2 separate regions of the Homo sapiens genome follow, and region 2 is linked to region 1. A link is a loop called in an ENCODE intact Hi-C map of the cell type or tissue named here. Cell type or tissue: heart right ventricle. All regions are shown on one strand. Links, peaks and the distances in the headings refer to the core of each region. The heading gives the core; the rest is flanking DNA.

Evidence for each region. A loop is a pair of places that touch in the nucleus more often than their neighbours do. Peaks named below come from ENCODE experiments on the same cell type or tissue, not always from the same donor. Only the 100,000 strongest peaks of a DNase experiment are listed, where the experiment ranks them.
Region 2: it touches region 1 in a loop (6-fold over the local background); 3 of 110 quality-filtered maps call a loop at or near these places.

Annotation. Positions count from the first base shown.
Region 1 is chr11:64,002,036-64,013,299 of GRCh38, reverse strand. The region is part of intron 4 of MACROD1 (mono-ADP ribosylhydrolase 1); the gene reads left to right. Among named protein-coding and RNA genes, the nearest start is that of OTUB1, 21 kb to the right of the region's middle. RefSeq lists an enhancer at 4,838-5,428. In heart right ventricle, for the core only: a CTCF peak has its summit at 5,307; a DNase peak (open chromatin) is centred at 5,379; H3K4me3 peaks cover 1,219 bases; H3K27ac peaks cover 1,192 bases.
Region 2 is chr11:64,066,318-64,077,581 of GRCh38, reverse strand. The region is part of intron 3 of MACROD1 (mono-ADP ribosylhydrolase 1); the gene reads left to right. The region is part of intron 1 of FLRT1 (fibronectin leucine rich transmembrane protein 1); the gene reads right to left. Among named protein-coding and RNA genes, the nearest start is that of FLRT1, 36 kb to the right of the region's middle. RefSeq lists a silencer at 4,091-4,279 and an enhancer at 7,694-8,421. In heart right ventricle, for the core only: no CTCF peak of the experiment used is centred there; no DNase peak of the experiment used is centred there.

The DNA.
Region 1 (11,264 bases), core at 1,232-9,231:
CTGCCCCATGCTGGCACTCCCCCGGCCCCCACCCTGCTGTGGTTTTAACTTTTCTGAGCACCTGTCTCCTTCTAATGTGCTGTATAATTTACTTACATATTGTGTTCCTTGTCTTCTACCCCCTGAAAATGAAAGACTGTATCTGGGGCTGGCACTTATAATAAGTGCTCAGTAAATGTTTGTAATCCCAGCCTATAATCCTAGCACTTTGGGAGGCCGAGGCAGGAGGATTGCTTGAGCCCAGGAATTTGAGACCAGCCTGGGGAACATAGTAAGACCCCATCTCTACAAAAAAAAATCAACTAACCATGCTAGCATGTGTGCCTGTAGTCATAGCTTGGGAGGCTGAGGTAGGAGGATCACTTGAGCCCGGGCGGTTAAGGCTGCAGTGAGCCATGATTGCGCCACTGCCCTCCAGCCAGGGTGACAGAGTTAGACCCTGTCTCAAAAAACAAGGAACAAGGGGCCGGGCATGGTGGCTCATGCCTGTAATCCCAGCACTTTGGGAGGCCAAGGCAGGTGGATCACCTCAGGTCAAGAGTTCGAGACCAGCCTGGCCAACATGGTGAAACCCTGTCTCTACTAAAAATATAAAAATTAAGGCCAGGAGCGGTGGCTCACACCTGTAATTCCAGTTCTTTGGGAGGCTGAAGTGGGCAGATCACGAGGTCAGGAGTTCAAGACAAGCCTAGCCAACATGGTGAAGCCCCGTCTCTACTAAAAATACAAAAATTAGCTGGGCATGGTGGTACACACCTGTAATCCCAGCTACTCAGAAGGCTGAGGCAGGAGAATTGCTTGAACCCCATAGGCAGGGGCTGCAGTGAGCCAAGATCACACCACTGCACTCCAGCTTGGGTAACACAGCGAGACCCTGTCTCAAAAAAAAAAAAAGTTTATTGAATGAATGAACTACAGGTAAAGGTGGAGATGACCCTACACATTAAGCAACGGACTTACCCAAGGGCAGCTGGTGGAAACCAAAGATGTTTTGGCAAATCCAGGAGTGGCTCACAGATGGCCTGTGACCTCACTCTAGGAAGTGGAGGGGCCCTGCCCTGGCCACTCAGAGGCATGGCAGAGGTCTCTCTGGTTCTCCTTCCAGCATTTAGGGGTGCGGAGCGGCTGGCACAGGCCTCTCACACAACCTGACTGATGGAGAGATGGACGGGGCGGGTGCCCCTGGAGGAAGTGGGCCCGGAGTCCAACCTTTTAACATGGGCTGAGATTTATGGAGCCGCCGCCAGCACTTGCTGGGACTGTCACTCTGCTAATGTGATTGGAACACAGTGGAGGTGGTGGGGAGGGGGCTGTGGTAGGGACGATGCTGGGGCTGGAATGGAGCCCAGCCTGGTCCCCGGAGGTGCTCTGCCCTCCCCTATACCCCTGCTCCTCCCACCATCCTTTGAGTTCATCCAGTCCTAATCGCCTACCTGCCCAAGTTAGACCCCATCTGACTCTGCCCAGACACACCCATCTTCCCGTGGGGTCCCTGGACATCCCTCCTACAGGAGTTCAGGCCTCTACCCGCGCCCCTCCCATGACCAGCCACCCATTGTTCGAACACGCACAAGGGCCATCCTGCCTGCCCTGGCCACTCTGCCCAGAACCCTGATGCACTGCCCTGCTCCATGTCTTCGTCCCGCAGCCCTGATTCCCTGCTTGCGTTTTGTGTTTGTTCTTCATTGCCTGCCTCCCCACCGGAATGGACTCCCCCGAGGGCAGGGTTATGGGAGATTCTGAGCTCCTAGAAGAGCTTCCTGCTTTGAAGTAAATAATTAACATCTGTGGTGCAGTGAGTGGCACCCTCTGTGTGCCCTGGGAGCCAGGGACACAGCTCTCAGTCTGGCACCCACATCCCATCCCCTCACCCTGGGGACTGCCAGTCTGCCAGTCCCTCAATGGAGAGGGGCAGCAGGCAACACCCTGGCCAACACCCCAATCAGCATCCTAGCCAACAGCCCAACCAACATGCCAGCCAACACCCCAACAACATGCCAGCCAACACCCCAACCAGCATGCCAGCCAACACCCCAAACAATACACCAGCAAACACCCCAACCAACACCCCAACCAACACCCCAGCCAACACGCCAGCCAACACCCCAACAAATACCCCAACCAACATGCCAACCAGCATCCTAACACCCCAACCAACTCGTGCCAACCAATATGCCAGCCAACACCCCAACCAACATGCCAACCAACACCCCAGCCAACACTTCAACACCCCAACCAACATGCCAGCCAACACGCCAGCCAACATCCCAACCAACACCTCAACCAACACACCAGCCAACATCCCAACCAACACCCCAACCAACACATGCCAACCAACATGCCAGCCAACACCCCAACCAACATGCCAGCCAACACCCTGGCCAACACCCCAACCAACATGCCAGCCAACACCCCAAACAATACACCAGCAAACACCCCAACCAACACTCCAGCCAACATGCAAGCCAACACCCCAACCAATACCCCAACCAACATGCCAGCCAACATCCCAAACACCCCAACCAACTCGTGCCAACCAATATGCCAGCCAACACCCCAACCAACATGCCAACCAACACCCCAACCAACATGCCAGCCAACATGCCAGCCAACACCCCAACCAACACACCAGCCAGCACCCCAACTAACACCCCAAACAACACTCCAACCAACACCCCAGCCAACACCTCAAGCAACATGGCAGCCAACACCCCAATCAACATGCCAGCCAACATCCCAACCAACACATGCCAACCAACATGCCAGCCAACGCCCCAACCAACACACCAACCAACACCCCAACCAACACCCCAGCCAACACCCCAACCAACATGCCAGCCAGCACCCCAACCAACACCCCAACATGTCAGCCAACATCTCAACCAACACTCCAGCCAACACCCCGGTCAACACCCCAGCCAACATCCCAGCCAACACTCCAACCAACACTCCAACCAACACCCCAACCAACACCCCAAACAACATACCAGCCAACACTCCAACACCCCAACATGCCAGCCAACACCCCAACCAACATGCCAGCCAGCACCCCAACCAACACCCCAGCTAACACTCTGGGCAACACCCCAACCAATATGCCAACCAACACCCCAGCCAACACACCAACCAACACCCCAGGCAACACTTCAACCAACACCCCAACCAACCCCCCAACCAACACCCCAGCCAACCCCCCAACCAACACCCCAACCAACACCCTGGGCAACACCCCAGCCAACACCCCAGCCAACACCCCAACCAACAACCCAGCCAACACCCCAACCAACACCCCAACCAATACCCCAGGCAACAACCCAACCAACATCCCAGCCAACACCCCGGCCAACACCCTGGTGTGGGTAGTGGCGTGGAGTTCCTGCCAGGAGGGGCCGGCGCAACTGGGGCTCAGAAGATGGGGCTGGGACTGGCCTGCAGGGCTTTGGGGCCCGAGCCCACTGTTTTTACGGCAAATGTGCGGTGATTTAGAGCAGAAGAGGGCTGCAGTCTCAGGGGAGCAGAGAAGGGAGTCTCCCGGGCACCCCCAATGCAGTGAGAGCCCCCAGGGGCTGCTGGGGCTAAAGGGACTTAACCTGGAGGGCACAGGACTCCTGTGCCTGCCTCACTCTGGGCCTGGACCCCCACCCACCACACCCTGGGGCCGAACTAGATGGTGCTGGCAATGCAGTGAGTCCTGGGGAAGTCCCCCTACTCCCTTACTACCCATTCTTCCCTGGAGCTCTCTCTGAGTTGAGGGAGCTATGCCAAATGCTGGGACTCAGGGCTTGGCTCTGCCTTCAGGGAGACCCAGTTTGGTAGGAGGCTTCCCAGCAGAGGGAGCATTTGACTTGGGTCCCGAAGGCTAAATAGGAGTTCTGCAGGTAGAGCAGGATGGACGGGCCCCCCAGGGGGAAGGCCTGTGTCTGCTTCAGGAAGGCTTGATGGGCTTGGGGCAGCTGCCAGCCTTCCCGACAGACCCTTTGGCCTGGTGTCTGCCAGGCCCCCTCCTCTCTCCCACCTCCCTCCTGGAAAGCTTTTACTGGCTCAATAAAAACATTTTTTAAAACACTCTCCTATTGTATGGTAAGAAGGGAGGCAGGTCCTAAATCAGGATGGGAATCGACAGAGCCCTGACGCCCGTGTCTCTCCTGTTTATTAGGACTGAAATGTTTACTCGGAGATAAGGAGCCGGCTTTCTCGGGGAGATTTGTGCGCTCTTTTTCAATTACCCCTCGTCTTTCTCTGCCACTTTTGCACTAAAGGGATAATAAATGTATCCGAGCGTTTCAATTATTCATCTAAATCATGACTGCGCCTGCCACGGCCAAGCTTTAGTGACAGATTAATTCAGGGCCGCCTTCCTCTGGCTGCGTGGCCGCCATCTCTACTCCGGCCTGGCCAGCGCCCCAAAGGGTCAGCTCCTGGCATGGGTGGGAGGGAGTCAGGCAGGTCCCTGGCAGGCGGGCAGGAGAGGATGGAACCCCATCCCCAACCTCCCCACATTCTGTCTGGGGCCTTCCTGAGGTTAGCGACCCCGCTCAAACTGCAGGAGCCGAGCCTGCCTGTGTGGGTGCAGCTGCCCCTGCCCCCATGCCGTCGGCCCTGAGCACCTCTGCACCCTGTGCTGGCAGGGCAAGCCCGTGTGTGTGTCTCCTACACCGCCCAAGAGAAGCTAGGGTGGCTGGGCTTCCCTCACTGTCTTCCCCTAGCACCGGGCCTTTGCACATGCTGCTCCCGGGCCCGAGCGCTCCTCTGCCCTCCTGTCGCAACCCTCCCGCCTAGTTTCACCTTCCCATGTCAGGGCAGCCCCTCCGACACCCCCTCCACTGCTGCATTTAGTGAAGGTCTGCCAGGTGGACAACACTCCCTGTCCCGCGCCCGCACCCTAACCCTGGGCGCCTCTCCCCAGGCCCCACCGCAGACTCCCTCACCTGCTCAGAAGCCGCCACCCAGGGCCGGTCCCTCCTCACACACATGCTGGGACCCTGGGGGCCAGCCGAGCGCTCTCCCCCACAACCCTGCCTCTCTCCCTCACCTCTTTCTCTTGCCACCTCCCTCTCTCCCTCGTTTTCTCCATTTCTCCCTCCACGCTTTGCCTCTCCCTGGCTCCCTCTCCCTTCTCCTGTCGTTCTTTCTCTCTGGCTCTGGCTGGTTCTCTGTTCGTAGACCCGCAGGCCCGGGAGGATTCGCCCAGGCCTCTAAGTATTCAGCGCTCGACTCCTGCCCGGCTCACAAGCGCTCCGCGCCCTGCTCTGGCGCTATCTCCCATCGCCCGGCCGCTGCTAATCCGTGATTGCTTCCCGCGGCCGCTAGGAAAAGGCTCAGCTCCGGCCGCTCCGATTAGCCGTGGCCTTGCTCTGCGAGCAGATAAACGTGACCTCCGTGGCCTGTGGCCAGCCTCGGCCCTCTGGAGGCGGGGCTGTGTGCGGCCCTCCCCTCCCCAGCAGGGCTGAGCTCAGAAGCAGCAGGCAGCCGGAAGGGCTGGGCAGTCCCCGCACCTGTCCCTGTGCCAGTCTGGTGGGTGTTGTGTGTGCAGGGTGGGCGTGCCGGGACCCTCTGGCGTGGGGCTGTCTGGCAAAGGGCGAGGGGGGAGGGGGCTGTGCTTCAGCATAGAAGGGAAGGGCGTGTCCAGAAGAGGGAACAGAAGAGGGTCCAGAGGCCGAACCAGAACACGTCCCTTCACTGATGGAAACTTCCCACCGCGCTCGAATCAATTCCCAATTGCTCGACTCCTCGCACCTCCCGGGAGGTCCTGTAGAGGCAGCGCTCCCTCCCAGCCTCACCCGCCGGCCTGTTCCTGCCACAGGGCTCTGCCCTTCCTGAGCTCTCCGCCCGGACTCTCATCCCGGACTCTCCTCCCCATCTCCTTCCAAAGCCAGTTCTTTCTCATTACTCAGGGCTCTGCTCCAATGCCACCTCCTCGGAGGGGCCACCTCATCCTCTGAACGGCGCCCATCCCTCCCTCCTTCCTCGGGGCCAGCTCCATTTTCCCCTTCTCCTTTTTCACCACGCCCACAACTTAGAGCCGCGTGTCCCGTCCCTAGAACTGCTGCGGCCACAGGACTCCTGGCCCTTGCATAGGGCTGGCACGTGGCACGTCGCCCCCGAGCCCTCGTACGCATTTTTTGAATGGTAGAGTTTGGAACCAGTAGGAGGGGCGCGGGAGGCAGTGAATTCATCTGAGAGGGAGGCTGCAGGGAGCCCCAGAGAGTCCAGGAAAGCTTTGTTGGAGTTGAGGATTTTATTCCATGTACTCTTGGGAGCCATGGGAGGTTTTATGACAGGGGATGCGTGCCCTTCCCCAAGGAAAGGCCCCCAGGCCTTCCTGCCACCCCTGCCTGACCCCAGTTGATGATGGTGCCAACGGCAGCCAGGCATTCTCAGTACTTACGACATGGCCACCAGCACCCTTTGAACCTCTCCCTGAAGAATCTCATACACCCTCACCCCGCCCTATGGGAGGCATCATTAGCGTCTCCATTTTGCAGGTGGAGAAACTGAGGCACTAAGTCCCTGGAGCTGAACCTCACTTCCCGCCCCACCCCGCAGCTGGCCCCTGTGTAAGAGGGAGGCTGGGACTTGGGGCCCCTGTCCCGTGGCCACAACTTTGACCAGGCAGGGCTGTGGAGCTCCTGCTCTGTCCCCAGCAGGCACGATGCCACCAAGCCCCGGCATGCAGCTGCCACAGGGATTTTTAATAACGGGAGTGATTTTTGCATGATGAATGAGGCACTGCCGTTGTGTACATAATGAAGCCCTAATGTTTTCAAATCCCCATTTAAGGAGCTGATCTCACCCCGTAATGAATTTCAGATCTCATCACAGAACTGTCGTCCATCCATCTTCTCCCCCGGGCACCCACCCGCCTTGGCACCGAGAGGGTGGGGCCTGGTGAGGATGGGCTCTGCACCCTGCTGGGCTGAGCTCAAGCCTAGCACAGAGCCGGGGCTGGCTAGAGTTTGTTGATTGAATGGCCGACCAGGAGGGTGTGAGCAGAAGCAAAGATGGTTCCGGCAATGGGATATCGCTCAGGTCTTGGCCTAGTTGAATAGAAGCCAGAGGTGGAGAATGAGGAGTGGGCTGGGAGAGAAGAGAGCGCAAGACCCTTGGGTAGGTCACTTATCCGGTCTTTGTGGCTAAACCTTCCCTCTGCAGGGTTAGAAGCCTGGGGCAGCAAGTCAGATGTCTGCCCTTGACGCAGTTGGTACCCTCTCAGAGACTCAGTTTCCCCCATTTCCCCGGGAGCCTTGTCCCTTTCTGCCTTGGCATCTGGTATTTCTGTAGCCCTCCTCCAGAGAGGGAAACCAGCATGGGCTGCACCGAGGCTTGGCTGCCAATGCCCTCCAGGCTGTGCCCAGCCCGTCCAGGCGGGAGTGGTCCCTGGAGCCCAGACCCCTGGTCCTTCCTGGGCTGGAGGGGAGACACACCCCTCCCTCAAACCCCAGCTCACACCTCTGCCTCCCCAAGGCCCTCTGTCTCCAGCCCTCCTGCCTGCCTTCTCAGGGGCATCTCCACCCTGGCAGTGCAGCCAGTCCCTGGGGTACAAGGCCCCCAAAAGCATGACAGGGCAAAGGAATCCCCTGCCTGTGAAGTCCATGGCTGAGCCTCAGCCTCCCATCTGTAAAAAGGGGATCCTCCCATACAGCCCCCAAAAGCTCATTTCAGAGGCGTGAGGTTGAGCCAGAGAGGTATGAGACTCGGCACCTGAGAGGCAGGGCCAGACGCTGCAGTCACAGGGCAGCAGGCTGGACACCCAGCCAGCCCAGGCCCCACTCACCCCCACAACCTTGCCCAGGCCCCCCTTCCTGTTCACCTCCCTGCTCTTGGGGCCCACAGGAGTCTAGGAAGGTGGGGGCCAGGGGCAAGAGCTGCCCAGGCAAGGCCTTACACTTTGCTGTGTGGCTCTGGGAAAGTGGCTTTGCCTCTCTGAGCCTATCACTACTTCTGTACGATGAGGGTTAATAATGTGGGTCTTGGCCGGGCGCGGTGGCTCACGCCTATAATCCCAGCACTTTGGGAGGCCGAGGCGGGCGGATCACAAGGTCAGGAGTTCAAGACCAGCCTGGCCAACATGGCAAAACCCCACCTCTACTAAAAATACAAAAACTAGCCAGGCATCATGGCACACGCCTGTAATCCCAGCTACTCAGGAGGCTGAGGCAGGAGAATTGCTTGAACCCGGGAGGCGGAGGTTGCAGTGAGCTGAGATCATGCCATTGCACTCCAGCCTGGGCAACGAGCAAAAAACTGTCTCAATAAATAAATAAATAAATAAATAAAGTGGATCTTAGTTTCTGCTCCTCCTCTCACTGTGGGGCCTTGGACAGGTTGCTTAACCCCCCTGGCCCTCAGTCTCCCATCCCCCTTGACACCTTCCAGCATATCTCAGTGCTCCCCACCACTCTTTTTTCTTTTCTTTGAGATGGGGTCTTACTATGTTGTCCAGGCTGGTCTCGAACTCCTGAGCTCAAGTGACCCTCCCACCTCAGCCTCCCAAAGTGCTGAGATTACAGGCATGAGTCACCCCTCCCAGCCCCCACCAGTCTCTGGAGGCCAGAGCTCTGAGACTCAGAGAGGTTAAGTGACTTGCCCCAAACCACCAGCAATCTCGTGGCCAGGAATTCTGGGAAGAGAAATCCCAAAGAGGGCACAGCGTGGGCCAGCCCCACGGGATGGTAGGGGGAATGGGGGAGCAGAGAGAGACCAGGAGCAGGTCCAGGCCTGCGGGTTGGGGTGCCCTGCCCTCGGTAGGGGCACAGCTGCCCTCCTGGTCCTGTGGGCCACAGGCCTCCTTATGTTCCTGTAAATAATTAATTAGCCCCTGCCTGCTTGTTTGTTTAGCATGAGGAATGCTCCCCCACTGAGATGCATTTATTGCTGAATAAATTTAAATATCTAATCTTCCCTTCATGCATATTACAGCACCCTAAATAGCGGCCAACTCATCCTAAGCGCCTTGGCGGATGGCCCCACCGGAGCCTGCCTGCCTTCCGCCTCTGCTGGCTCTGAGGACTGCCCACTCCTGGTGCCCTCCACTGCCCCAGGAATGCCCAGGGCCATGGGCAATCACTCAGCCCAGCCCTCCTTCCTTCCACAACATCCTTCCATGGGAGGCGCACAGATGCTGGGCTGAATGCTGGCCGTGGAGGCTGGAAGGCAGGGCTTTACCACAGCAAAGCAGGGAGATGCCTAAGATGGGGCGGAGGGTCAAGGGCCGCTCAGAGGCCAGGGCTTGGGGCAGAAAGAGGTTCCTCCGGGCTCAGGCGAGGGCAGGCAGAGCCCCAGTGGCATTTGAGGAGCGGCCTGAGGAACGAGAGCCCACGAAGGAGACGGGAAGTCCCGCTGGATGGAGGGAGCCGTCAGCGCTGGGGGCAGCCAAACCGTCCAGAAAGACAGTGGCCTCAGAACACTGTGCAACAAGAGGCCACCAGGGCAGCCCCCCTGCTGGAAGGGGACGTGCTGATGTGGGGAGACACTGCCTCCCCAAGAGCGTGGACAGGGGGCCATTCAAACCAGTCAGCCAGAGTGGTTCAGGGCGAGGCCCTTTAGTGGTCCCAGAGGAAGCAGAGCCACTGAGGTTGGGAGCCCAACCTTCCAGCCGTGTGGGCAAGTTTTGCTCTCTGTGCCTCAGTTTCTTCTTCTATAAACAGGAAAAATAATAAGACAGCGGCTGTAAATCACCACGCAGGTGCTTACCCAACAAGAAGGCTGACAAAGGCCATGGGGGGTGAGTCATACCAGCTACTTAGGAGGCTTAGGCAGGGCAACATAGCAAGACCCTGTCTCAAAAAAACACAGGCTCACATCTGTAATCCCAGCACTTTGGGAGGCTGAGACGGGTGGATCACTTGAGGTCAGGAGTTCAAGACCAGCCTGGGCAACATGGTGAAACCCCATCTCTACTAAAAATACAAAAAATCAGCTGGGCATAGTGGTGCGCCCCTGTAAGCTCAGCTACTCGGGAGGCTGAGGCATAAGAATCACTTGAACCCAGGAGGCAGAGGTTGCAGTGAGCCAAGATTGCACCACTGCACTCCAGCCTGGATGATATAGTGAGACAGAGGGCTGATATGAAGGAGCCATATCAGGGGGAGTTTAACGGTAGAGGAGGGTGGAGGGAAGAAGGGGCTGCAGGGAGGAGGCAGAGGGGCCTTAGGGGCCATCTTCTGGCCACAGGTGGAGGAAGGCTTCATCTTTGACCTGATGGAGAAACATCTCAGGGGGGTCCCGCCACCCAAGTGGGCTCTGCCTCCCCAGGAAAGACCCCAGGTTTTCTGCTGACTTGGGGTGAGGGTTGAGCTGGAGCCTGGAGGTTTGTTTTGGTGGCTGAGGGCCCTGGAGAGGAGACTAAGGGTTGGTCAGCTCCTGTGAACTGGGAATACCCCACCTCCACCAGGTAGCCCCAGGGATCAGGGCTGCTGGTCTTTTCCAGCTGCCTTGGGGTGGGGTGGGAAGAGGGAAGAGGGAAGGAAGGGCATCTCCCCTGAATGGGACCCCAGGAAGCTTGAGTCTCTAGGACCTAGCTTAGCCCCAGGTAAGAGCCAGGACAGGGCCTGGAGGGCAGAGCTAAGGGGACTCTGGGAGTGTGTGTGGGAGGGGTCCTTTGGGCCTATGGCTAAGGAGAGCAGGGTGGGGGGGTTCCCCTCTGCACTCTCAGGGGAGAGAGCGAGAAGGCTGGTGTGTGGACAGGGAGGGACACGCAGGCAAGAGGGGCCAGGCTGCACTCTAGCTTGTTGGGGTAGCAGTGGGCTGACAGTGACCTGTCCCTCATCTCTGCTTTAGGGGAGCCCCTCCCTGGGGCCCCTGCAGAGCCATCACCTGGCCCAGGCCCTGTTCTGGAACTGCTGGGGGTGAGGAGGGGGCATCTGGCCTGAGCCCTCTGCCAGCATTGATTCCAGCTCCCTCCACCTCCCTTGCGCCCCCAGGTCAGCCCCAAAGGCCTGGCTGCAGGCCAGTCCACTTCCGCAGGAAACATTAAATTCCTGAAACACTGAGCTCCACTTCCCCGCACGGGCCCCCACAGCTGGCCGAGGTCGCCTGCAGGGCGGTGAGCCCCCAGAGACTTCGAGCAGCCGGTGCCAGGTGCTCGACCCGGGAGGCTCCTAGGAGAGCCAGCTCAGACAGATCCCTGGGCTCACCCCCACACACTGTGAACACCCTGTGTGCACCCACCTCCCATCACACTGATGTACACATACCCGAACATGCCCACACTGTCACACTGTTGTTAATAACAGGATACACTCATGACCTCCATTCTTGCCAAG
Region 2 (11,264 bases), core at 1,070-9,069, 64 kb before region 1:
CACATGTGCACTGGGAGTGAGGGACCCCCCCTGCCCCGCCCCTCACCTTCCCACATGCGGCCTGCAGCCTAGTCTGTCTCCACAAATGCCCATCAGTACCTGGGTCCTGAGGCAAGGCTGATGGGTCTTTAAAAACCAAGAAGCTTGGGGGGAAAATCCGAGGACGGGGCACAGCTGGGGAGGGACAGAGGGCAGGGCAGCCCCGTGACAGGGGCCCCCAATTCCCAGACATTGCTTCTGGAAGCACAGCCCCTGAGAGATGGTGCTGGCCTCCCTGACCCCCTGGATGCAAACATTTCCAGCTGGCCGCCTGGGGTACCTGTTGGGCAAATGAATCACTGGGTCCCTGTGGCTGGTGCCTTTCCAGGTAGCTCCTCCTGGAGGCTCAGACCCAGTTCTGAAGACCTCAGCTGCAGAACAGTTTCTCCATCATCAGGGAGAAGGGGTTCAGGCCTACCCGAGGCTGGACTGAGGTGGAGGGCACTGGGCTGAGGCCTGTGGGGTCTGGGGTCTGTGGACCCCCCTACCCTGCCCTATCTCCCTCCCTCCCATCTACTCCCCACAGCTCAAGGGCCTAGCGACAGCTCCCATCCGTCACTCAGCCCTATTTTTAGGAGGTGATAACCCAGCTGTGAAAATTCTCTCCGTGCTGATCCCTTCCACATGAAGAAGTCTTAGCCCCAAGCCGATGAGTAAGTGTGGCAGCTTGGGAAGGCAAGGGATGGAGGCAGGAAGAGGCTTGCAGGAGGACCGGGGGGCTGCTCACGCAGTAGGAGGGACGGGAGCCCAGAGCCTGGGTCCCACCTTAGCTAGCTCTGCCAACAACAACATGCTCATCGCAGTGTTGTCCTGGATCAAACCTCCGGCTCCTGAAAACATGGAGGACCAACCTCTTTCTGAGCTGTGTGTTCTTAGGCGATTTCGTCTCTCTCTGTGCCTCAGCTTCCTCCTCTGGAAAATGGAGATAATGATAGTATCTGTCCAATAAGGCTGTTGTGAGGATGACTAAGTTCTCTGGCCGAGAACTTAGAGAAGCAACTATGTCTCCAGACCCCAGTGCCAGCACAGGGCCCGGCACAGATGAGACATCATCCGTCCATCCATCCATTCGTCCGTCCGTCCATCCATCCGTCCATCCATCCATCCAGTACAGTTGACCACCTGTGATGTGCCAAGCACTGCTGTGGGCACTGGAGACAATCACGGTCTCCAGGCTGCTCTGGGCACCAGGGAGACTCCAGACCTGTCCCTGTCCCTAACCCCAAGTCAGAGCATGGCATGTGGGGTCTTTTGACCCATGCAGTGGAGGGTCATGGGGGCACCTGGTGAGGGCTGGAGGGTCTTGCTAAGGAAGCAGGACCCTGCATGGTGAGATGGAGGGGCAGGAGCACAGCAAGGGAAGGGTGATGTGTTGGGAGCTGGGAAGGTCGCTGGGGTCAGGGCAGGGGCAGGTGACTGGCAGGGCCAGCCTGTGCTTGAGGGAGAGGCCTCTGGCTGCAGGCTGGATCCACCAGGAGGCTGTGGGAAGGAGGGATTGAGAGAGCGACTTGGAACCAGGGCTTCCTTCACCCCAGCCTGAGGTAGCAGCATGCCAAGAAGACAGGGCCAGGCCGGGCACAGTGGCCCACGCCTGCAATCCCAACACTTTGGGAAGCCGAGGCGGGTGGATCACTTGAGGTCAGGAGTTTGAGACCAGCCTGACCAACATGGTGAAACCCCGTCTCTACTAAAAAAGTACAAAATTAGCTGGGCATGGTGGCTCAAGTCTATAACTCCAGCTACTTGGGAGGCTGAGGCAGGAGAATCCCTTGAACCTGGGAGGTGGAGGTTGCAGTGAGCTGAGATTGTGCCACTGCGCTCCAGCCTGGGCAAGAAGAGCGCAACTCCATCTCAAAAAAAAGAAGCAGCAGCAGCCAGGGCCAGATTCGGGGTCCCCCTTCTTCTCAGCCAGAGCTGTGTAGGTTGTCACTCCATATCAGGATGGAATGGGACAAGGATCTGGCTGCTGAGGGAAGGAGGGCAGCAGGCCAGATCATCCCTCCACCTCTGCCTGTTCCCTCGGTTTGAGCCCAGCTGGGGCCCTGCCACCTACTAGCTGGGCAGCTTTGGGGAAGTTATTTAGCCTCTCTGAGCTTCGGTTGCTTCCATCTGTAAAATGGAAACAATATTGGATTGCAATGAAGAAATGATGGGTATAAAGTGTCAAGCTTGGGATAGTGCCCAGGGAACGGTTTAGACCCAGAAAGATGACTTCTGTCTAAACAGGGTGATGGGATGTCACCTGGAGGGAGGGGCCAAGGGCCAGCCAGGCAGGTCCCAGCCTATCTAGACATGGTCCAGGAGTCCCTGAGAGGCTGGAGCTGGCATGTGGATCAGAATGGTCCAGGCTCATGGCCTCAGACCCTCATGCGCTGCCCTGTGGGGTCAGCCTCACCAACCGTTTTCTCCAAGTGAGAGAAAGAGGCCCAGAGAGACCAAGGTGCTTCCTGAAGCCACAGTGGAGCCCAGGCCTTCCCCAAAGCCAGAACCCCCTGTCCGCACACAGGTGGCTAGGGTGGGGTCTTGAATTCCTGGACCTCCCTTTTCAACCTTAAGGAGAGGGGTACAGTGGTCAGGAGCCCAACTGATTTAATGGGAAGTGACCCCTTTTGCCCCAGGGTGGCATCTCCCTGACCCTGCAGGAGGCTCCCAGATGGAAAGGGGCATGTTCAGGATCCTGGAGTGAGGTCAGAGCTCACCAGGCAGGCCACAGGCTTCCCCACCCCAAGCCCCAGGAACTGGGGAGTGACTCCATTCAATAACCTGCTTGTTTCATGAGAAGCCTGGAGCCTGGTCACCCCTGGGCCTCTGGGGCAGCAGCTCAGGGACCCACAGGGCAGTTTGGTGGTATCTAGCTCCTGGGATAAAGGGGGTCCCACTACTTGGACATGCTGTAAGGGCACAGCCCCCCTTGGGGAAAGCCCAGTTCAGCAATGGGAGAAGGGCTGCCACGGAGGGCCTGCGGGGACATGGAGGTGACATCGGAATTGCTTCTCCACACGTTATTTGCTGCGTGACCTTAGGCCAGAAACTGAACCTCTCTGAGCTCTGTTCCTCATCTATAACATGACAGGTCCTCCCTCCCACGGCTGTTCCTAGGGTCACGTGGGATCCTGTGGGTGGACCACACCCCTGGAGCTCAGCACAGGAAGCTGCTATTAGAAACTGCAGAGGTGAGAGGGCAGTGGTTGGGAAATCCTCCCAGAGCGGGACCTTGCAGAATGCATAGGAGCTCGGCAGCTAGGAAAGGTGGGGAAACCTTCCTCATGAGCCTCACACCTGAGAAAGAGGAAAGAACCCCACGAACTGCATTCTGGGGCCTTGGGGGAAGCCCTCCTTTCTCTCTGCCTCGGTTTCCCCATCATAAAAGGAGACCATTGCCCTGAGCCAGCTTCATGTCTACTTGTGACATTCTAGATGACTCTTTCTTTGAGAGGAGGCAAGGCCAGAATGGGGAGGGGGTATTCCCCCCACCCCCATCCCCAGCTGGCCGGGCTGACAGTGGCCCTGGAGCAGACATGCTGGGGACTCAGGGCCTGGCCAGACGCCTCTGCCTTGTGCCTGGGCCTCCAAAGCACCCTGGGGGCTCAGGGCCCCAGCCTCCCTCCCTGACCTTCAGCCCAACCAACCCTTCAACCCCAGAGCCCCTAAGTGGCTGGGCTGGATCCGGGTCCCCAACTGCATCTCTGGCCCTGCAAGGCTCTGGGGGCTGTGGGCCCCCCTCCCCAACACAGGGCTGGATGCGGCTGCTGGGTTTCTCAGTGGGAAGCTCCAGTGTTTACCCTGCCGAGGCCCAGCTTTTACTCCCCAAGGAGTGTGTTTGGGAGGCGAGAACCCACGCGCACGCACACTCTCGCATGCCATCTGATGTGCCAGACCTCACAGGCTCCCGGCCCAGACGTACATGTGCACCCCCAGCGCTGGCTCTGGCCTGCACCTGCCGTACCTGGGCCAGGCCAGTGGCCTCAGCACGGCAGGCAACTGGCACTAATTTTGAATTAGTTAAGTTAATTAGTAAGTGCCACAGAGGACCTCAGCTAATCCTTCCACCAACCTCCAGTTTCATGCTGTCCACCTGACAGGTGCCCAAACTAAGGCTCAAGGGAGTTAAGAGTAGAAGCCAGAAGTTGCAAGTGGGGTTCAAAGACAGGTCTCTGGGACCCCCAAGTCTGGTCTGGGCTGCCTCAGAGCAAAGCCAGGATGGGCATGGGGGAGTGGGAGTCTGCTGGGGGCACAGGACACTGGTTAAGTGACAGCCGGTTGATCACAGCCAGCTCCATCAGCACAGAGCGGGTACCCAGAAGTATCTCTGAAGAAACCGATGGCCGGATGAGGGGGTAAACTTAGGCAGAAGCAGGCAGCCCTGGGAGTCTGTGCCTGGTGCCCCGTGGCCCTCAGAAACCCACGGTGGGGGTCCCTGGCCCCCTCCGCAGCCTCTTTGCATGTGTCTGGGCACCCTGGAGCAGGGACAAGTGGCTCTGTGCCGTCAGGAGCTGGGCCTGCTGGCTCTGCCTCTGGCTGCCTGTGGGTGGGTCCCGACCCCTCTCTGGGCTGCAGGACCCTTCAGAAGACAGGGCAGTTAGAACAGATCAGAGGGTTCCACTTTGGGGAAGGTCACCTTGAGAACCTGACTCTTTTGAGAAAAAATAAAGCCCCTGCTCCACACGTAGGTTTATGTGGGATTCGGGGTTCACAGACCCTCAGACGCTCTGGTTGGGGACCACTGAGCCACATGCAGGGTGGAGCTGCAACACAAAGCAAGACAGAGATCAACCCCAGATTCCAAAAGCAGTTGCTTCTTAATGTATTTCTAGTGCTTTAAGACATTAACTCCTCTAATCCCCAGAACAGCCCTATAACCAGGGCATGGGGAGAACAGCCCTATAACCAGGGCATGGGGGCGAGGGGGCTTTGTTATCCCCATCTGATGTTTGTGGAGACCAAGGCCCCAGCAAACATGGCCAAGGCCACACGTCAGGATGCAGCGCAGCTGCTATGTTATTAGTTTCTGTGGCGGGTTCACGGGTGCCTGGTTTATCATCATGCTCGTAACTTATGGAATGCCACATGTACGTTTCATATTTATCCAATGTTATGTAATTATTATTTTTTTTTTTTTAAATGAGCCGGATCAGCTGACCTTCTAATTTTGGCTTCTGGGATTCCTGCATTGCTGGCTTCCACGGCCTCTGCCAGAGGCAACCCCCAAAGGCTCGCCCTGGTGCAGCCACAGGCTGCTACAGTTCTGGGGCCTGGCTCTCCAGGGCCGGCATCACCCCTGTACCCATCTGTGGGTTGGGTGCAGAACCAGCCCCTCCATCCCACAGCAGCTGAGGATGAAGCAGACCCTGCTCCCGACCCCCAAGTCCCCCCAGGCCCAGCCACAGCTCCCACTCACTCCCACCCCTGGCTGCCAGCCGGGGCAGGCCCCAGCGGTTATGAGTTCAGCAGTCGATTCGATTCGGGCTCACATCATCTTGTCTGCCGGGAGGATTTAGTGCGCGCGGCGGTCAATAGTGCGTTTGTTTTGCTATCGACCTGCTGGAGCGGCTCAGGAGCCAGCCCGTTCCCCTCGGCAGCTGAGGCCTCTCCAGACTGCAGAGCCGGGACCTAGAAGTGTCACTGGGCAGATTAGGGGTTGCTTCTTGAGGCGCCCTCCCAGGGCTCTCGCCACTACTGCCCACGGCCCACAGCCTGGCCTGGGTGAGTCTCGATGCCCCTTAAAGATCCATCCCTACCCCTTGGCCTTTAGGCCCCACAGGCCCTGAGGAGGATGGGGCAGGCCAGTCTCCTGCCATCTGTGACTCTAGGGCCTCCTGCTTGACAAAGGGCCTTGGTCTCATGACCACCCCATAACCACCAAGCTGGGGGGCTCTGTGGTTCCCACTTCACAAATGGGGAAACAGGTCTGGAGAGGTGATACGACAGAACCTGTAGTGGGAAGAGCGGTCATTTGGGGAAGGAAACTAAGGGGCAAGGTTTCCCACCCTGCCCAGAGTGGGCCCCTGGTCTGGGATGGGCCCCAGGGTGACTCCTGGGCGAGCTGGCCAAGGGGACAATGCTCTCCTTGGCCTCAGCCCAGCCCCAGCCCTGGCCATACCAGTTAAGGGGAAGGGTAGACACTGGGTCTCCATCCGTGAGTTTCATTCATTCATTCAACAAACATTGCTAGAGAGCTGCTCTGTGCTGGGCCCAGAGATTGAGACCGCAGGTCTGGGATCCCAGCTGGAATCAGGGAGCACCTGAGTACCCCACACAGGCCTGTGCTGGGTGGGAACCCTGTGGGTTCCCTGAGAGAGAGAGGTACCTGACAGGGTCTTAGGGAGGAAGGCTGGGAGGGTGGTTTGCAGCTGGGGGAAACCAGGGGCCTTAGAGGAGGTTATTTTGAGGGGGCTCTGGGGAAGGATGAGTAGAATTTTGACAACAAAGGCAAAAAGCCACCCCAGGTGGAGGTCCCAACAGAGACAAAGGCCTGGTGTCCCCAACAGGTGCACAGAGAAGAATAAAGAGATGAGTATGGCCGCTCTGTGAACTGTGGAGGTCTGAGGATTGAATAGTCAAACCCTTCAGAGCCTGGAATAAAGACAGCCCCTCCTTGGTCTACTTAACCAACCCCTAGAAGATGTGGACCCATGGGTACCCCTTCCCCAAGTGTCCCAGAGGGGGGCCCCATTCATTCCTCCTTCCTCCTCTCCCCTCTTCCAAAACGAGAAAGAGCAAAAAACTATTATTGTTCACGCCTCGTCTCCCACCAGTTATTAAATTTCATTCCACGAACAAATAAATCCATTTTTATTGCAGCGGGAGGAGCAGGCAGCTGTTTTGCTGTTTTACCTTTTTTATTTTTCAAAGTCCTGTTAAATCTGCCCCGATCAGCTGGGAGGCCCCTGAGGCCCCAGCCCGAGTGTTAGTTATGGTGCTTTCTCCTCCTCTGGGAAGGGGGCCCCTCCGGGGGAGAGGGGAGGGTGAGGCTGGATCCCACCTGACTTGCTTCGAGTTCTCGAGCTCTGCTCTCGGGCAGCCTTCCCATGGCCTGCATTCCTGCAAGGAGGGTCCGAAAGCTTCCCACCAGCTCCTATTTGTTTGGCGTTTTATCCCTTGCAGTCCCTCCCGGAGGCCTCTCCTGGAGAGGCGTGGCCGGCTCTATTTTATAGGAGAGAAAGCTCAAGCTCAGAAGGGCCAGGAGGATCATTGGAATTCTCAGTCACAGCTCCGAGGCCCCCAGGGAACATGAGGAGGCTCCGATTCCTTCCCCAAGGCTGGGCTGAGGACTGGCAGCCCAGGTAGGGCTCTGATCAGTAGACTCAGACACCCCACTTGGTGCAGCAGGGATTCACCTCACATCTCTGTCGCCCAACCAGCTGTGTGACCCTGAGCACACGACCTGGTCTCTCCGGGCCTCAGTTTCCACATCTATGTAAGGGGTATAATAGTGATAACAGCATCCATCTCTCATGCTGCCCTGAGGATTAAGAGGCTGCAGGGAGTGCTTAGCACAGAGCCTGGTCTGGCGGACACCTCTCACCATCCCCGCCTGTCCCCCAGCTTCCTGGCCCCCTGCTCTGCCCCCTGCAGAGGGACATTGATCCCACTGGGCGCGAGTCGGGCTCAGGGTGACATGTGCCTTCTCAGTTGAGGTCTGGGAGGGGCGCCCAAGATAAATCCTCATCGTGGCTATTTTTTCTCTCTGAACCATTTGCTAAAGACTTAATGACTGTCGATAAGAAGCCTGTTGCGTCTGCTGCGTCTGCAGTGGCCGGCAGCGTGCGGAGGTTTCCTGGCGAAGCATTTAGGTGACACAGCTGCCGGGGCCGGGCCCGGGGGTGTCACCAGCCCCACCACCGCCTGCTCTGCCTGTGCCCCTGCAGGGAAGCCATGGAGGGGCTGCCTCCCCATGCCCAGGATGGGGTCAGGCCACTGCAGGAGGCATCAGCAGCCCTGGCCCCCTCCACACCTGGCCCCACAGCTAGGGGCACCACACGGGCAGGGAGAGCCCCTCCCTCCCCACAAAGGCTTCCTGTGGCTGTGCTTGCCCTTCCCCTACCCCAGAGCCAGAGGCTAAAGGGGACCAGACTGGCCAGCAGCTTGTCCTTGGGGAGTGGGCTCCAAGACCCCCAGGGTCCCTGAGCCAGATGGCAGGGAGAAGGTCTGGCTCCTGGGGCTTTGGGCCAGAGAGAGACCCCCATCCTCTGGCAGCCTCCTGTGCCCCCCAGGCTCTTCGGCTGACAGCCGTGCCTCATCCAGGCCTGGCAGCACCTTCCCCTGCGGTTCAGAGCTGTCTCCGGTGTCAGGTAGAACTGCGGATCCAGGTGAAGGCGCCCACCTCGGGCCCCCGGCCGCGCGCAGTGGCCCTCCTGCTCTGCTCCCCGCACCTCTCCCTCGACCCCTGCAATCGAAGGTTGGGAGAAGTGCTGGACACCGTCACCCTCACACCCCTAACTGGTTCTCCAGGGCTCCTTCTCCTGCCCCCATCCTGCCCCACCCCCACCTGCCACTGCCCCCGGAGGAATCCCTCTTCTTTTCTGTCCCAAGCTGATTAGTGAGTGGCACTATCAGGATAGGCAGCTCTAGATAATGTTCCCAGTGCTGTCTGTTGGCACCTGGGCCACTCTGGGGTGGGGGTTCACACGGATGCCCATTTCCCGCCAAGTCCCCACACTTCTGTGAACCTCCGGGGAAGGCCGAGGCTCACTCAACCAGGCTGGGAGGGCTGCTCAGTGACACAGGCCCACAAAGGATGGGGGAGCATGCCCATGGGGGTGCTCCCAGGTTCTGAGCCCATTATCTGGGCTCCCAGGCTAGCAGCTGTCCCAGCTGCAGCTTCTCTGCCCTCAGCTGGGAGAGACAGACACGTGAGATCAGGACCCTTGGTGCAGGCTGGAGGGGGTAGAGACAAAAGCCCCTCTGCACATGGAACCCTATCTATTCTGCCTGGGCTTCCCTGGCTTCAGTTTATCTGCCAATCAAATGGGAATGCGGGGCTCTGTAAGAGTAATCGGCAGTAAATATGTGCAAGGGAGACAACCATCGTTATCCTAGGACCTCATGTTTGTGGAGGGCTCCAATCTGTGCCAGCCCTTACCGTGCCCAGACTCTTTTATTCCTTGCTAGCAGCTGGTGAGGTCAATGCAGTAGATACCTCCATTTTACAGCTACTAGGGCATGCGGGCAGCTGGGCCTGAGCCTGCCAGGGCCTGGTAGGCATCACTGTCCCCAAAGGCGGAAGAGTGGGACAGGCGGGTGCTGGGTGGGGTTGGGGTGGCCTTGCCACCAGCTCCCCAATGCCTGGGACTGAAGGGGTTTCTGACACCGCGTGGAGGTGCCACATCACCTGAACAGAAGGCAGAACCGTTGCCAACACTCCCGAAGCGTGAGTCCTGCCAATTTGAACGCCATATCTTAATGCCATTAATTTACATTTTGATTCAACTTTCTTAATTTTACTTCAACTTCGCCCGGCTCCGGTTTGAGAATCATTTTAATGTATTTATCTGTGAGGCAATTTGTTAAATAACCCCCAAGACCGGCGGTTTTCCGTTCTGAGCTTTTATTGCAAGGCTGTTTTAAATTAAATTAGTTGTCAGGGTCCCTGAGTGCATTGTAACGGGGATGGGTTCACCGCCAGCCCCCTCCTAAAAGCCGAGCGAACCGCTGGCTAAATGGACAGCAGCAGGAAGTGGGCCGCTCAGCTCCTCCCCCAACCCCCTCATCACCCATTTCAGGAGTGTGGGGGTGGCACAGCCGCCCCTCAGTCAGGGAAAACAAACAGCTCTGGGGCCACCCCCAGTTCACAAGCTGGGGGTGGCAGCCTGCGGTGCCTCGCGAGGGGCGTGTCCGCAATCACTGCAGGCAGGGCAGCTCCAGGCACCCCAGCCCTCCAGCTGCCTGCTTGGGGACCCTGTGTGTGCACCGGAGGCCACGGGCATGTTGGTGCGTCACCCACCTAGGGACAGGAGGGAGACAAGCCTGGGTCCTGGTCCCTGCTTTGGGTCCCTGAGCCCCAGGGGGAGGGGCTGGGGAGTTGGGGAGGTGCCGTCTGTCCCCGTCCCCGACCTATCTCCTCCCTTCTGTTATCTGAGCTGGGCGTCTGTGCTGGCTGTCACCTGGGCCGGGGGCATGATTTGTGAGCTGAAAGGCTCAGGTATTGAATCTATATTTCATTTTCACGTCAGCAGCTGCTATTTTGCCCGATAATGGATTCCCCCCTCACCATCCTCCGGGAGAGGCTGAGCAGTGGGGAGGAGGCCATGTCGTGTTAATGATGCTCCTTCCCTCCCTCTCGTGCCGCACAGGTGGGAGTGGGTGCCATGCAAGGCCTCTCCCCACCCCTCCCATCTGCCATCTCCTTGGAGCCGCATGTGCCTACAGGTGGGTATGGCCGGCCTCCCACCCCCACCAGCCCTGCCTACTTGGCCCTGGCCTGTGGTGTAATGAGAATGGCTTCCATTCTGCCAGGCCTTAGTTTACCCAAATGAGCCAGGACATTGGGCATGGGGGGTCCCTGAGCCCCTCATCCAATCTCCCCAGGGACTGCCTAGCGTGAGGGCAGAGGCTTGGGATGCCAGCTGGGCTCTGTGTGACCCTCCGTAGCGCACTGGGGCGGGCAGCACCTGGGCTGGGGCGTGGGCTCCGGAGCTATAGCCTGAGCCTGAATCCTGGCTCTTCAGCTTCCAGCAGCCTGACCTTGGCCATCTGCTTCACAGTCTGAGCCTCAAGTTGCCTCTCTGTCTAATGGAGTTCTCGTAGGATAGTTGTTAGGATTAAGTTGATCTAAGTACTCAGAAGGGCCTGGAAGGTAGGAAGGAAGCCTCATGCCTGGGGGCTCTCATCGTATTCCCACCTTGCAGGCAGACATCTCAGAAGGAGCGTGATTATTTACATTCTTTTTTTTTTTTTTTTCTTTTTGAAGACATGGTCTTGATTTGTTGCCCAGGCTGGAGGCTGGAATGCAGTGGCTATTCACAGGTAGGATCATACTGCACTGTAGCCTTGACCTCCCAGGCTCAAGTGATCCTCCTGCCTCAGCCTCTGGAGTAGCTGGGACTACAGGCGCATGCCACCACACTCCGCTAATTTTTTAAAATTTTTTGTAGAGATAGCGGGGTTCTTGCTTTGTTGCCCAGGCTGGTCTGAAACTCCTGGCTTCTAGTGATCCTACCACCTCGGCCTCCTAAAGTGCTGGGACTACAGGTGTGAGCCACCCATGCTTGGCCTAAATTCATCTT